Linked DNA regions of Mus musculus: region 2 is linked to region 1. The links are chromatin loops, found by intact Hi-C in ENCODE. Cell type or tissue: heart. All regions are shown on one strand. Links, peaks and the distances in the headings refer to the core of each region. The heading gives the core; the rest is flanking DNA.

Region 1 (7,738 bases), core at 841-5,840:
ACCCTCTCTGCCCAGACTTTCACTGCATTCCCCCCACCCTTCTGGAGATCTTGGCTATAAATCTGACTGAAGGCTCAGTAACTCAACCTTCCCTTCAGCCTCCCAGCCCTCATAAAAGCCCCAGCCTCAGCTCCCCATAAAGGCTATCCTTCCAGCCTGCCCCTTCCCACTCAGCACTCCAGACTCCCTCTCTCCTCAGCCCCTCCCCATCTGCCTGTCCCGTCCACCCTGAACACCCCTCTGTGCGTGGCAAATGTAAGCCACTCCTTTTCTAGTCCTCTAGCCACAGTTTTCTGAGGTCTCTTCAGGTTGTGATGCTGTCACTAACCCATGTGTCCCAGGACATCCCAGAGAGCCTGTCAGGTGGGAACTATAGGTATAGCACAGAGCAATTAAAGTCAGAAATTCAGAAGCTCAGAGAAAGCACTGACTGTGAGAGGAAACTGTACCCTGCCCTCTTTCTTTCTTTCTTTCTTTCTTTCTTTCTTTCTTTCTTTCTTTCTTTCTTTCTCTCTCTCCCTTCCTTCCTTTTTTCTCTCTCTCTTTCTTTCTTTCTTTCTTTCTTTCTTTCTTTCTTTCTTTCTTTCTTTCTTCCTTCCTTCCTTCCTTTCTTTCTTTCTTTCTTTCTTTCTTTCTTTCTTTCTTTCTTTCTTCCTTCCTTCCTTCCTTCCTTCCTTCCTTTCTTTCTCTCTCTCTCCCTTCCTTTTTTCTTTCTTTCTTTCTTTCTTTCTTTCTTTCTTTCTTTCTTTCTTCCTTCCTTCCTTCCTTCCTTTCTTTCTTTCTTTCTTTCTTTCTTTCTTTCTTTCTTTCTTTCTCTCTAAAGATTTATTTATTTATTATATGTAAGTACACTGCAACTGTCTTCAGACACTCCAGAAGAGGTCATCAGGTCCTACTACAGATGGTTGTGAGCCACTATGTGGTTGCTGGGACTTGAACTCAGGACCTTTAGAAGAGCAGTCGGGTGTCTCACCAGCCCCCCTGCCTGCTTTCTTGCTTCAGTTCTTCCCTACAGAAGACAGACACAGAACCAGGTCAGAAACTAAGCAGAACTTCAAATCCCCTTGCTTATGGACTTGCTCCCACAGCGTAGGCTCTCATAGGACTTCTAGGTCAGCAGTTTATGATCTCTGGTGATGATGGCTCCTTAATCCAGCTTGCAATAGCCACCCCCGAATACCAGACTGTACCGGTGTTATTCAGGGCCACGACGGAGGAATGCTGGCTCCCACCTTCCTTTACCCAGGGCCAGGAGCTGCTGACCCGGCTAAAGAATGTGCTTTGCTTGGGGTTAACATTCCAGGATCAGCTTGGAAGCCCAAGGACTTGTGTTGGCAGCAGGAGCCAACTGGGCACAAGGCAGAGAGGGGGGACTAGACATCGCCCCTCAAATCCAGGCACATATCCCTTCTATATATTTCCTAGTCACTCCTGGGAATGGAGGCAGAACTGACAGGAAGAACATATTCTCTCATTTATATGAAGTGAAGCTACTGGGCCCTGAGCTGCAGTGTCCCTTGCGATAAGCCCCACCTGCTGGGGAGCCTAGAACTCTCTATAAAGCCACTTCCAAGTTCAGGGTTTCACTAGGGCAATTAGGCTTAAGGAGGCTCAGTCACATCACCCAGCCCTGTCTCTGACTCCCACTCAGCCTTGTTGTGCTTCCTGCCTCATTTGCATCAACTACCAATGCACCCAACACCTAACCCAAGGCTCAGTGAAGAGGCATTAAGGTTCTGTGCACTGGAGTGTTGACAGCTAGAGAGACAGGAGTTATTTTTACTGACACAGTCTCAGGCGTCAACGGTCCCGGGTGACTTACTGCGGTGGAACCACTCAGGGAGCCCATGGAAAGCACTCGGGATCTGGGGGGCCCACTAGAGGAATCCTGTAGCGTTTAACACCTGCCTAAAGCGCAGACACCCTGGTTTTGTAATACCACAGAAGGAGAGTTACAGAACCTCAGAGGTCAGAAAGAGGATGTCGGTCAAAGGGCAGACAAGGAGGAAGATCTCTGTGTTCTACCACTAACAGGAAGGCGAGGAGCCCCTTGCAAAGCACTGACTGGAACCACTAGAATTTAGGATAAAATAGAAAATAAAAATAAAAATAGATACCCACCATTGAGCTTAAAATTTAGTATGTGGGATAGTTAAGAGCATCTTCATTTCCTCTCTCCACAGCCTTCTCTTGTGTCCCCCAGCTTCTCCTGTGTCCCCCCAGCTTCTCCCGTGTTTCCCAGCTCTTCCTGTGTTCCTCAGCTCCCCCTGTGTTTCCCAGCTCCCCCTGTGTCCCTCAGCACCTCCTGTGTCCTCCAGCTCCTCTTGTGTCCCTCAGTTCCTCCTGTGTCCCCCAGCTTCTTCTGTGTTCCCCAGCTTCTCCTGTGCCCCCCAGCATAGCTCTCAAGCCCCAGACAGTTTCAACAGTCACTCACTAACTCTGAGCTTATCTTCACTCTGGCCTGGGTCAGATCAAACAGCTCAAGTGTCTGTTAAGACCTTGTTGTACAGCCTCCCCGAAACATAATTGGATCTCTGCCAGAACTGGCCAAAAGACGGAAGGCTAGCCAAAACCCAAGATAGGAGGACACCATCCATCTGGTAACTTCATATCTCATTTGGTCCCAAAGCAAACTCATGAAGGAGACATGTGACATGCTTCATACATGAGTACAGAGCATCAGGAGCCTGAGCAAACCAGAATCCTTACCTAGCCATAAGCCCACCATTTCTGGTGCAGTCTATGTGACCCTGTAGGGACAGGAACTTCATCTCTCTGTGGCTTAGCTTACTCATTGGCACAGTGGGCATAATCATATGGTAGTGTTCCTAGTGAGGAGTGAGTTCATCCGGACAGGCCAGCTAAGGCCAGCACAGGCTGTCACATTCCTTGTAGGACTTGCTAGAATTTTAGCTTGTACCTTTGTAGCTCCAGCTTGCTTGTATTTCCAGAATGCATTTGGGCCCCACAGGTGTTGTATGATCTGACCCATGACATGGAGATTATCATGATTATTTACCTCCAGCTATGCGACTTTCTAGCTGGTGACACTATGCCTAGGATGCTTAGAACTTAGGTCAGCGCAACAAACAGTAGATAGACATTGTAGTCAGTTTCAGCCATGACACAAGCCCTGTTATACTCAATTAGGCCAGAAGAGAGCAGCTTTGAGCCCTCAATTTCCTAGACTACAGGGTTTTAAGCCAGCTCCTTGGAGTCATACCTCCTTGGTTTGGAGAACCAGTTCTAACTGGCTGGTTCCTGTTCACACAATTCCATCAGCCCCTAAGAGGGCAAAGGTCCACATATCCAGGCCTTACTGTCCACCACAGAGTGGGGCTAAGAGCTGACCGAGGGCCATAACTCATCTGAGTTCTGGGAAAAGGCAATTTAATGACCCAGGTCTCTGGCTGGAGGTGGGTGGTGAGCTGGGTCCTGCATCTGCTCTTCTCCCAGAGGAAAAAATGAGATCTGCCCCAATAGTCCTGGGGAGTAGATACTCTTGTGTCCTAGAGACCCCTTATGGTTCTCGGATACACAGAAAACAAATGCATTAGCTCTCTCTGTTCTTTCTCCCTGCCTCTCCATGTCATGCCTAAGACTAATCTATGTCTCACCCACCACTTCAAAACCCAAGTGGCTTCCTCTGAGCACCCCCTGACCCCTGAACTCCTGAACCAGATAAGATCCAACTTTTCTGCCATATACCTGTACTTCACACCACTTTGAGAGGTCTCCCACTTTCTGTCCTAGATTATAGAGGAAGCTTATTTTGTTTTTATCTTCTTTATTTATCTTATTTCTCTTGTTAGGCAGAAAAATTCTCGAGAGTGGGGAACTAATTAGTAGTCATCCCCCTTAGATGTGCCTGATACCTGCCTTACCCATTCCCATCCCATTTCCCCCACTGCACATAATACTTGTCACAGCACATTCAGACTATGGAGTTCAGGAGTTCAGGAATGGATACTTATTCCCGGTGACTGCACAGAAGGCTCATTTTCCACAAGAGTCTTTAAATCCTTGGTTCCCAACCTGTGGGTCATGACCTCTTTAGAATTGCAGGGCCTTTTCTCAGAAGTCACATATCAGAGAGCCCCCGTATCAGATATTTACATTACAATTCATAACAGTAGCAAAATTGCAGTTATGAAGTAGCAACAAAGATAATTTTATGGTTGGGAGGTCACGACAATACAAGGAATTGCATTAAAGGGTCAAGGGATTAGGAAGGTTGAGAATCATTGGGCTAAGTAGTTGGTGACTGGGTGCAAGGGTTAGAAGAAGTGCTTCCTCCTAAGACTAGAGCGTGAGGCAGACAAACTGAATGAGGGTGACTCAGCTCAGCTTAAACGTCCTAACAAATCCTCCAAAGAGCTAAGCCCAATCTTTAAGTCACTGAGCCACATCCCAGGTCCTCCCTACACAGAATGAAAGTTAGTTCTGGCACTTGGTTGTTCTAATCAGTAGTTCTGTAAACAATTGTTGTTAATTTATTTCATATGTACAGCCTTATGCCAGTATGCATTTCTGTGCAGAAGATACATGCTTGATGTCGTTGGAGATCAGAAGAGGGGGCCAGAACCCCTGGTACTGGAGTTATGGCTCTTTGTGGGTCATCTTGTGGGTGCCGGGGATGAAATCCTGGTCCTTTGGAAGATCAGTCAGTGCCCTTACCTGCTGAGCCATCTCTCAGTTCTCTCCATGGTTCTGATGGCTCACTCCTCTGCCTGCAGGTCTGTTTGTTTGCCTCCTGTGTCCATCCATCCATCTGGTCTGTATGAATCCACTGTGCACCTTTATCTGTTCAGCAGTGCCCTGGGTATTGGGGGTGTTTAGGAATAGTGATAAATGTCTAGATTGAGTCTTAAAGGAAACCTTGGGCTCCTCTGAAAAAAAGTCTTCATCTTATGAGGAAATGTTGATACAGCTAGCTAACAGACATGGGTCTTCTAGTAAGCTTTAAAAGCCCTATCTTTAGAAAGCAACCCCAAACTATCCTCCTCTCATCTTGGCTAGGGGCTCCCTCCTCTTTTCATGTCAGTCAGGTCTAGAACCCAGGTCTCCCATCCCTGAGCCTGCTCCTCTGACACATGCTTTTCATTGTCCTACTCTGCCTGGACAGACCCCAGGAACTGACAGACAGGGCGCACAGAGAGCAGACTGGTTGAGCCTTTTCTATTTTCACAGACTACTCAGAGTGGAGAGGCAAGCTGGCAGAAGATAGGGCACTAAACTAGCTATACAGTTTCCATGGACCGTCCGAACTTAGAGAAGGCTGATTCCCGGTGGATGGTCTCTGGCTACAGAGAGCTCCAAGACAAGGAGATACCAGTTATTCCCTCTGAAAAGATTCAAAGGGCAAACAGAAGTAGGAAAATGGGCAGAGAGTAGTTTTTTTTTTAATTTGATAATTGAGGACGTAGTCCTCTTTGATCCTCTGCCAAGTCCTAAAGATACAGCTAGAGATGAGGTCCTGCAGATGAGGGAGGGATGCCTGCCCGGAATAGCTAGAATTAGGGAAGTCCTCTTGTCCTGTACTCTTTCCCTATAGGCCAGTATCTGAATTCCAGGCTTTCTTGCCAGCTGTGTGGCAGAAGTAAACTCACTTTCTACATCGGAAAGGGGGGTCTGGACATAGCCTTCCAGGCCCCTTAAATGCAGCCAAATCTTATGCCCAACCTCCTGCTCTTTTGAAAAAAAAAAAAAATCCACTGGGAGGAAACCCTGGGACCAAGACACTCCTTACAGATTTAGGAGCTCGTGGATGTAAGTCCTTGGAATGTGATGTGCTTTTTTCACAATTTATGGAGATCCACAAGGCCACCACATCTTGAGGGAATCCACGCAACCCTACAAAGTAAGGATTTCCCAGGCCTGTTGGATTCCAGAATCCAATTAAGGTTGGTGGAATCCAAGCAGAGTGAACATGGAGTCAGGACAGCTCTCTACCAGTGCTTAGCTGGCGTCAGTCTCCAACCCATTCCATCTCCCTATTCACTTTCTCCTTTATGGACCTCAAGAAGTTATCAAAAGGCTTTTCAGATTTTGAGCTTGGAAGAAACAATTTACTGCATGTGGAGAAATACTTCGGGACTTTCTAGTGCCCTTAGATTGTCCCTTGCCAACCGAGAACACAGCACAATAGCACAAGGTTGGCGTCATTCAGAGACTAAAGCAATTCAGAGAGCCTTCAATCCTAAAGACTGGCACTTCGGTATTAATTCGGCTCTGCCTCCATTCTCGCATTCCTGGGCCTCGGGTCCAAGTGGGCGGGGCCCCATTCACACCTTTCCGCGCCTAGCCAAGGGGAGGAACGGGGCAGGAGAGGGTGAACCAATGCGAGAGGTTTTGGTCACGAGCCGCCGGCAAGTCGGCCAATGGGACGCAGGGGCGTGGTCAGGACATTCCCCCTCGAAACGTTTTATAGCAATTCGGAACGCGGGGCTTTCTAGCGTGCTCGGGTGCGGCTGTGACCTCTGAGCCCGCGGCTCAGCGCGCGCTGCTACTGCTGCCCGACCCACTCCACCTCGCGGTCCCCGCACCATGGAGTCGGTGGCCTTACTCCAGCGCCCGAGCCAGGCTCCCTCGGCCTCCGCCCTGGCCTCGGAGAGCGCCCGGCCGCTGGCGGACGGGCTCATCAAGTCGCCTAAACCTCTGATGAAGAAGCAGGCGGTGAAGCGGCACCATCACAAACACAACCTGCGGCACCGCTACGAGTTCCTGGAGACGCTGGGCAAGGGCACCTACGGGAAGGTGAAGAAGGCACGAGAGAGCTCGGGGCGTCTGGTGAGTGTCCCTCGCGGCTCCCGGCTCTCGGGAGCTCACAGCGCGTCCCTTGCGGTGTCCTCGGCTGCGTTGCCAGGCGCGCGCATTTTAGATGTGTCTGTCCGTGGTTTTCAGGACAGTGCTCATCTGTCCTGAACCTTAGCTTCACTAGATGCCTGTAGTTTGAGAAGACGGAGCTTAACTTGAATTTTGACGGGAACAAACGTCAACAGAGTAGAATGGAAGGAGGAAGTTGAAAGCACCAGTTCTTAGTAGATGGATGAGGTGTGGAGATCTTTAACTCTGACTTGACACTTTGGGGCCTTTCCAGCCGAAATGAAGCTAAGTTTGGTTGGGATAGGTTTTTATTCTGGGAAATGTAAAAGCAGGCCCAAATGTCAGGTCCACTCCCAGCACTCCAGCCACATCTTTGGATGTGAGGCCTTTGGGGAACTTGCCCTTTTGATTTACGCATGTGTAATCGTAATAATAATCCGTAACTCTGAGCAAGTTCCTCCATCTCTGTTTTCTGTTTCCCCTTCTGCAAAAATAGAGAGAACACAGCCTGTCTCACAAGCTGCTTGGAAAAAATAAGATATAAATGTGAATGCACTTGAGCCCTGATCACAGATCCTGTGTTGAGAATGAATACTCCTATCTGGAAACCTCCCCTTGGAAGGACAGCAAATTTACCAAAAGTTACACAACAATGTTTCTTCCACTCTAGTTCAGTGGGCCTGAGTATTAGCTGGCTACTTGTTTAAAATGTGCAGTCTCTCATTTTCCACCAAGGGAACTATTTTATAAAAGGTCTATAATTCACATTTTCGCAAGGCTCAGAGCAGGTGGTTTAGGGAGAACATTTGGCAGGTCCAGTGGATGCTGTTTGTAAGGGGGTGTGTATGTACAGCCATCATTTGCCCTATTGACTATGGGAATGGTCCCCTCCCCTAATTGTTTGCTTTTGCAG
Region 2 (7,738 bases), core at 1,206-6,205, 77 kb after region 1:
AAACTAGCAACTTGAGCATCCTCGGAGCTGGCCCCCCCGGCACTGACAGGGAAAGGGAACAGGGTAAACACTATACTGAGGTCTAGGTTCTTGTCATCTTATGTATCCTAGCTAGGCGTTCTCCTTGTTTGTTAATTAATGCTCTGCCCTTTCTTTACTATTCTGATCTCAAGCCATCGCCTCTTCAAGCATCTCCCTGATTAACCCATGGATCGTATTCCACTGCATGTGCCCCAAGCACACTGAAGCCTGGGTGCCCTAGGAGTTTTCTTGCAAGTGTTTCATTCTGGAGGCCCTGGAGGCTCACCTGAAAATGAAGAAGGCATTGCCTTGCTGAAGAACTAAGTTTCCATTTCCTGGGTTTGTTCTCCCTCAATCCTGCTTCCCCTGGTGAAATCTACCTGAGGGGCCCATGCCCCATAGATTGCAGGGATACTGTCCCCCAGGATAGCCATACTCCACAGTCAACAAATTATTCAAAGTCCCAGGCTATGCACAGGCCTTCATACCCCCGCCCTCCTCTCGAGTCTAGTAGTAGCTAGTCTTCTCATTTATTTAAAGACTGATACAGCAAATTTTAACCAACTCCTGGCCCTTAAAAAAACAAAACAAGCCGGGCGGTGGTGGTGCACACCTTTAATCCCTGCACTTGGGAGGCAGAGGCAGAGGCAGGCGGATTTCTGAGTTTGAGGCCAGTCTGGTCTACAAAGTGAATTCCAGGACAGCCAGGTCTATACAGAGAAACCCTGTCTCAAAAAACAAAAACAAACAAAAAAAAAAAAAAAAAAAAAAACAAAACAATAGAACAGAAACGCAGAGGGTCGGGAATGTCAATGTTAATTTGTGAATAGATGAGCTATCTATTTCTGCTTTTATTAAACTGCACATGTGTCTCTCTATGGACACCATTATATGAATGTCCTATTTCAATGTTTATAATAACATCTTTTGGTCTTAAAGTGCCCAGTTATCTGTTAGTCAACAGACTAACACAAACCTACCCTCTTGCCAATAGACTGAATGGGGAAGTAACAGGAGCTATTCGCAGGATGCTGAAACACCCTCAAACACCGGACCAGGAAAACCACCTAGGGTTCAGCTCTAATTTCCCTTGGTGTCTGTTGTCTTCCCTGATCCTCACTCAGTAGGAAGAGAGAACAGAATAAGCTATGAACAGAGGAACAGGATCTGAGCCTTGAGTCAAGAGCGCTTCCAACAACACAGGAACAACATGAAGGTGGAACTCTCCTATCTTCTTTAAGGAGTGATGATGATGCTGTTCAGAAATCCCAGAGGACAGAGCACCTCTGGGAACTTTCCCTGGCCAGCATCCTCTGGCTTTTCCTCTCAGAAAAGGCTCTGTTCCTGCACGGAGCGGTGGGATTGGAGTGGTGGAGGGTGGGCAATGCCTTCAGGAAGAGCTGCACACTACGCTCAGCCATTCTCCCAGGCCTCAGCCACAGGCTGTATTCTAAACAGGATCTCTGTGTGCGGAGTTCCCCTAAGCTCCTCCCCACCCCTTCTCACTACAGCCAGTCTCCTCACTAGAGAATTCTGTTACACTTTAGGTCAGCCAGCCAGTCTCTCCTCAACAAGCAAGGACTCTGGATAGCAGCAAAGGATGGAATCATGAGACCAAGTGAATGGAGATGTGAGCTTGAGTGGTTAAAGGAATCCATTTTAACTATCAGGCTCCCCTTACATACTGTCTGCTGAGATCTTTCCCCCTGGAGGATTCATGCTTATCTGAAGCTCTGGCAAAGCCTCAGAAGTGTTTACAGAAGCCTCCTGTGGGGCCGGGCCCATTCGCAGGTTGCTTTTCTGTTATAGTTACCATTTTAAAATGTTACTATGTAACTATTTTCCAGACCCCCACCCCCACCCCCTAACCACATAATCACAGATTCCAAGCTACCACAGAAGAAATTTACGGTGATAGAGGGCTTGTCTAGTATGCTCAAGACGCTGGTTATGATCTCAGGACATCCACCCCTACCCCAACCTCCACACAAAATAAGCCAAGAAATGCACATCGTGCAGTATGATCATCCTTGAAGGACCAGAGATAGCCGAAGCCCCTGACACTGCTGAGCATCACTAGCCGGGCATCATTCAGATCTCTAGCAAAGACCAGATTCTCCTCTTTCTCTCCTGCTATGGAGGTGCTTTAGACAGAGCTTTCCATGCCTTCGCTCCTTGCTCAACAATCAAGATGACTGTCTCCATTGACACACAATCAGTCCCCATGCCTGGAGCTGTCACAAGAAAATAGAAGTGGGACTAAGGGACTGAAAGTTCCTATCTCCAAGTTCAAAATGAAAGCAAAAGCAAGCCAGAGCTCCTGAACAGCATCAACTAAACACAGGCACGGGAAAGGCATTCCAGATTAAAAAGCAAACGCATTTCCTCTTGGTATCATTGTCAAATTCAGAACAAGTCAGCCCCCACCCAGTTCCAGAGACAATGATGAAATTTTTCCACTAAACTGTCAGCCATGGGAAACTTGTCCAGCACTGGAAAACAAGTTTAGCCACACTCCAATATCCCTTGTTCCTTTCTTCAGAAAAGTTAAGTGACATGTCACATTTTGGTAGCCCTGAGTCACATCTGGTAGAGAGGTCTCTGTCCTGCAGTAAACATGTTGTGATGAGACAGACAGAGATAAACAGGCAAGTGCTCTGTGAGTCTCCCCGTGCTTGCATAAGCTTGGATCCACACTGCCTGGGCTATATAGAAGTGTGTGTGTGTGTGTGTGTGTGTGTGTGTGTGTGTGTGTAAGGGTCCTCAATTCTCAATTCCTCCTCAGGACGGCTCAGCGGTTAACATATTGTAGTCAAGTGCAGTGCTATCGCTCTATCTGCCCCTGTTCAAAATGAATGTCATCAAAAAAGATGACACAGGAGGGTACAGACAAGGAGCCTTGGGCAGCTTTATAGACACAGAAACTACAGCCCCCTTAGCACAGCCAGCAGAGGGAGGTCGAAAGGTCACCCCCTGTTCCTCTCGGCAGCATTAAAGGGACTTACCATCTCAGTTAAAACAAAAAACATGTCACTTGGGGGAGGGAGTGACACTTCTTGGAGCCTGAGGGAATCACAAGCTTTGTGAAGAAAGCCTAGGTGTTCAACTAGTCCATCATTACACATAAGGTGGGTGGAAAGAGGTCAGGTTTGCAAAACTTCCACAAAAATTTAAAAGTCCCACAAGGAGTGAGTGGGCTCTCTTCCCCAAGGGACAACACACACACACACACACACACACACACACATAAAGCACACATGCACTCACCTGGCTTCCTGACTTTGAGCTGCTCAGACCAAAGAAGGAATGTCATTAGCTTATTCTAGTGAGCTCCTCCGGGGCCCACAGCCATTTGGACAAGGCTTTAACCTAACGGGAGGCCTTTCTGCTCCCCTATCCCAGACCCTGCACCCTTTCCGGAGAAAATTTCCAAGGCATCAATCCCCAAGGCATTTAAGTTCCTTCCGGGAGCTGACATCTCTCTCAGCCCAGTTGTGAGCTGGCCTAAGGAGCCTGAGCTGGCAGTCCCGATGGTAACTCCAGCAAAGGCGCATTATTTATCCTGGCTGCTGCTGTAATTGATACAGAGATGTATTCAATACAGCTCGCCAATAGTCTGGAAGACCTCGGGCTGGAAAATAAACAGCTCCATGTGAACGGTCCTTTCCAATTCTGGTTCTAGCTGCCGGCTCAGCATGTGTGCAACTTGAACCGAGGCCCCAATCAGCCCAGGCTCTGCCCTGCCACCTGTCAGTTCTCCACCCTGGGGGTTGGTTCAGGAGGCAGAGAGGGATCTCCAAGCACTAGCTTAACCTCTGGCTCCACCTAACGGCAAGACATCTACACCCCCCTTTCATAGATGGACAAACTGAGCTTCGTTCAGGAAGATGCTCAAAAAAAAAAAAAAAAAAAAAAATCCGCACTCGGAGGAGGCTAATTGGCATAGGAAGGTAACGGTCACCTATTTAGCTTCCCAAGCTACAATCTTCTTCTCTAGCCTTCCTACAGAAGGGAGAGTACTGTGAACTTTCTAAGTTAGCATCTTAGATCTCGCCAGCCCTTTGTCTGCAAAATAGGGTTTCACACACGTTCTTCAAACAATCTCAGATGAGTGAGTCATTAGAACGTTTGCTGAATAATGAAGAACACAGAGGACTGAGATGGAGCTGATAGACAGGAACAAATGGTGCCTAGCTTCCCCCTCCGAACCTAGCCGAACATCATTCATCCTCTCTGACCTTTGCGAGCTTCCCCATCACTTTTATTCGGTTAAGACACTTCTGCGAGGGGTGGGGGAAGCTACGTGGCGGGCTGGGCTTGCCTGGAGACGGTCTGCGCTCACCTTTAAATCAGGAGGCTTGCTTCGGGGACCCGGGTTGGGTGCCACCGCAGCGCCAGCATCTGAAGTTGGCCCGCCAGCGGAGTTAGCACTCGAGGCCTCCCCATGCCGGAGGTCCGCGCCTGGCAGAAGGCAAGCAGCGTCTTCCATCCCAGCCCCATCCTCCTCGCCCTGCTGTTGCTGCAGCTCGTCCGATTTGCACCTCTTCATGGTGTAAGTGGGTCGGCAAGGGGAATCTGTCCTTCTAGCGTGCTATCTTGGGGAGAGACCGCACCCCCCTCTTGCACTCAAAAGACCTGGGGTTTAAATTATGGACGAGGGGAGTAGGCAGATCACGAGTTCTTGAATTTAAGAAATTATCTTTTTAAAGGAGGATGAGGGAGGGGCGAAGAGGGGGAGCCTTAGGATAGTTCATTCCGACCTGGGGAGCGGAGGCAGGTCGCGGGCGAAGCCGGGCTGCAGCGGTCCTTAGGCAGTCACTGGCGCGGGAGGGGGGCCGCTCCCGACCCCCAAACTTTCTGCCTCAGGGCCCCGCAGGGCGGCGGGGAGCTGGACCACACCGCGCATCCCCGCCCGCAGGCCGGACTGCTGGGCCAGGCAGGGCACGCGGGAGCCGGCCGGGCGGGTCCCATAGGGCCGCCCTGGGCACCCGGCCCCGCCGCCGCCCGCCGCCCGCCGCCGCCCCGCATGGGCCTGCCTCCTCCCGCCCCGCGCCCCGCTCCTCGTCAGCAGCCGCGCAAGGCTGCGGCCACAGCCCGCCGCGAGCGCGGCCTACCCCGCCCGGGCCTCCGCCCGCCAGCGCCAGGGCGAGGCGAGCGCAGATGGCGCCGCCCGCCAATGGGAAGGCCGGAGGGCTGCGCAACGGCGCGCGGACACCGCTGTAGGCTTGGTTGCACCGCGCGTCCCCCGGGAGGGTCTGGAGGGCTGAGGCTGTGTTGGAGCTCAGCTCTGTGCCGGCTTTGGAGCCACCTCTCCCAGGCTAGGCCTTCACGATCACCCCGCCCATTCGCTTTGTTGGGGGACACATTAAGTGTTTATCATCACTCCCCTAACTCTGCACCTTATATTATATGCATCCCTTCAGTTAGAGACAAGCTAGTCCCTTCTAGAATAGGTGGTTTGGGTCGCAAACCCATGCCTACCTTCATAGCTACAAAAGCAAAGGAGAGGGACTGTTCTGCTACATCCCCTCTTTCTCTGTTTTAAATACACATCTCATAAGAACGCAGGCTTTATGTTTAGAAACTCAGTGCCCAAATACATGCTCACCAGAAGCAGCTTTTTAAAAGGAATGGGTATTAATGGTAGGTATTAATGATATGTACTGAAGACTGGAAAAAGAATGTTACATTTGCCCCATACTATTGCTAAGCAGTTTGGAAGATGAGAGCAGATGGAGCTACCAAAAAATGGAGAGTAGTAGTATTCTACTCTATTAATTCCTATTCGTTCTGCAAACTGTATGCCTTCTTTGGCATGGATGGGTTGCCCTTATTCAGCATCCAGTAGTTCTTAAGGCATAGACTGGACCCTGCATCATCACCATCGTAGTCATCATCATCATCACCACCACCAGGGAACCAGACAGAAATACGAATTCCTGGATACAACTAAATCAGAAGTCATGGACCCAAAGATCCATGTTTCACAAGCCCGTCGGGTAATTCTCACACAAGGTAACATCTGAGAAACACAGGCCTGGGCTACTGTAAAAGGCTGCGCCTCCCCCTGTGAGTCACAGAGCTTTCTCTGAAGGATTTTACAGTTTGCCAGTCTCTTTCACACTCACCAAACCCTTCTTGCCTCACTTCGGTCCCACTAGTCTGTGAGTTTCCTAACTCTGTTAAGCCTTTCCCCCATTCCAGTCCCTTATTTTGATGTGTATCCTAAAAGAGACCAAGTTGTTAAGAATTTACTCTATTCAGGGAGCCACTTTCTAAACTAAGCTGCTCTGTTTTTAGAAGATGGGAATTTAGAATGGGCTGGGAATGCAAAAACACTCTACCTCCCCACCCCATATCCACTACACGGTATCAGGCACAGTTTGGGAATGCAAAGCTATAAGCCTTTTGGATTTTCAATGTTGAGGAATGGCAGAGTGCCAGAGCCAGAGCAGATCGTGGGCAGGGACTAGACAAGCTGGGGGGGGGGCGTGGAGAGCAGATTCCCTCGGTACATGGTACAAAGGAGAGAAACACACTGCTCTCTGCCTGGGCTGAGAGAGGAACGTGTAGAGGCCCCTAAAGCATGAGCAAGTCTTGGGTGGCAATGGGTTTGGAACACACAGTGGGCCCTTCTTGACTCCAAGCTAAAGAAGAGCAGAAGGGGTTCTTCGAGAATCCTTCAAGAATGGGGCTGGAGATATGGCTCAGCAGTTAAGAGCACTGGGCTCTCCTCCAGAGGTCCTGGGTTCGAAATAGCAGTGCCCAAATAGCAGCTAACAACTTCCGTCCCAGGGAACCTAACATTTTCTCTGACCACTTCTTCCAGGCTGCCTGAGCATTAAACATCAGGCACACACGTGGTGCATAGTCATACATGTGGGCAAAGCACTTGTACATATGAAAATACAGTAAATAAATTCATAACAGAAAATTAAATAACCCCTAGGAAGCAGAAAACATCATAATTTTTACTTATGCTTCATTTCTATAACAAATCGATGATCATCCAAGTTTGATTTTGAGGCAGTGCTTCACTATGAATAGCTCAGGGTAGCCTCTAAATTGTAATCTCCCTGAATCAGCCTCTGAGGGTTGAAATTAGAAGCATCTGGCTTAGGTTTGATTTTTAAAATAGTATTATGTATTTATTATGTCTGTGTTAGCCAGGGTTCTCAAGAGTCATAGAACTTGTGGAATGTTCTTAAGGGAATGTAGTGGAATGACTTACAGTCTACAATCCAACTAACCCAACAATGGTCAGCGGTGAATAGGAAGTCCAAGAATCTGGTAGTTGCTCAGTCCCAGGAGGATGGTTGCTTCAGCTTGTCTTCTGTATAAGCTGGAATCCTGAAGAAGTAGGCTCCAGCAGATGTGCTGGCAAGTAAGTGCAAGCAGATGATGAAGAGTGAGTCTTCTGTCTTCCAACCTTATGGAGCCTTCAGGAGGAGGAATGGTGTGCCACCACGCCTGGATTTGGAATTTGCTCTGTCTCAGGCTGGCCTTGAACTCAGAGACCTGCTTTCCTCAGTCTTCTGGGATTAAAGGCTTGTACCACATTGCATGAACCTAAGCTTTTCATGGCCACTATGCCTCAAGATCTGAATCAAAGGTGTGTGTCATCCCATGTTGAGATCTGGGTCAGAAATTTTTGTCTTCCAGCCTCAAGATCTGGATCACAGGTGTGCCCTCCAGCTCTGGGTTATAGTTCATTCCG

Evidence for each region. A loop is a pair of places that touch in the nucleus more often than their neighbours do. Peaks named below come from ENCODE experiments on the same cell type or tissue, not always from the same donor. Only the 100,000 strongest peaks of a DNase experiment are listed, where the experiment ranks them.
Region 2: it touches region 1 in a loop (4-fold over the local background); 2 of 42 quality-filtered maps call a loop at or near these places.

What each region holds. Positions count from the first base shown.
Region 1 is chr1:132,309,684-132,317,421 of GRCm38, forward strand. It overlaps Nuak2 (NUAK family, SNF1-like kinase, 2), which reads left to right and starts at 6,442. Exons shown (of 7, transcript NM_028778.4): 1 at 6,442-6,789. The coding sequence starts at 6,547. In heart, for the core only: a CTCF peak has its summit at 3,160 (motif pointing right); DNase peaks (open chromatin) are centred at 1,778, 2,548 and 3,278; H3K4me3 peaks cover 514 bases; H3K27ac peaks cover 2,412 bases; H3K27me3 peaks cover 1,526 bases.
Region 2 is chr1:132,386,614-132,394,351 of GRCm38, forward strand. Tmcc2 (transmembrane and coiled-coil domains 2) reads right to left here and starts at 4,773. Exons shown (of 5, transcript NM_178874.3): 1 at 4,364-4,773. The coding sequence starts at 4,570. In heart, for the core only: a CTCF peak has its summit at 3,846; DNase peaks (open chromatin) are centred at 1,528, 2,448, 3,778, 5,198 and 1 weaker place; H3K4me3 peaks cover 4,484 bases; H3K27ac peaks cover 4,370 bases.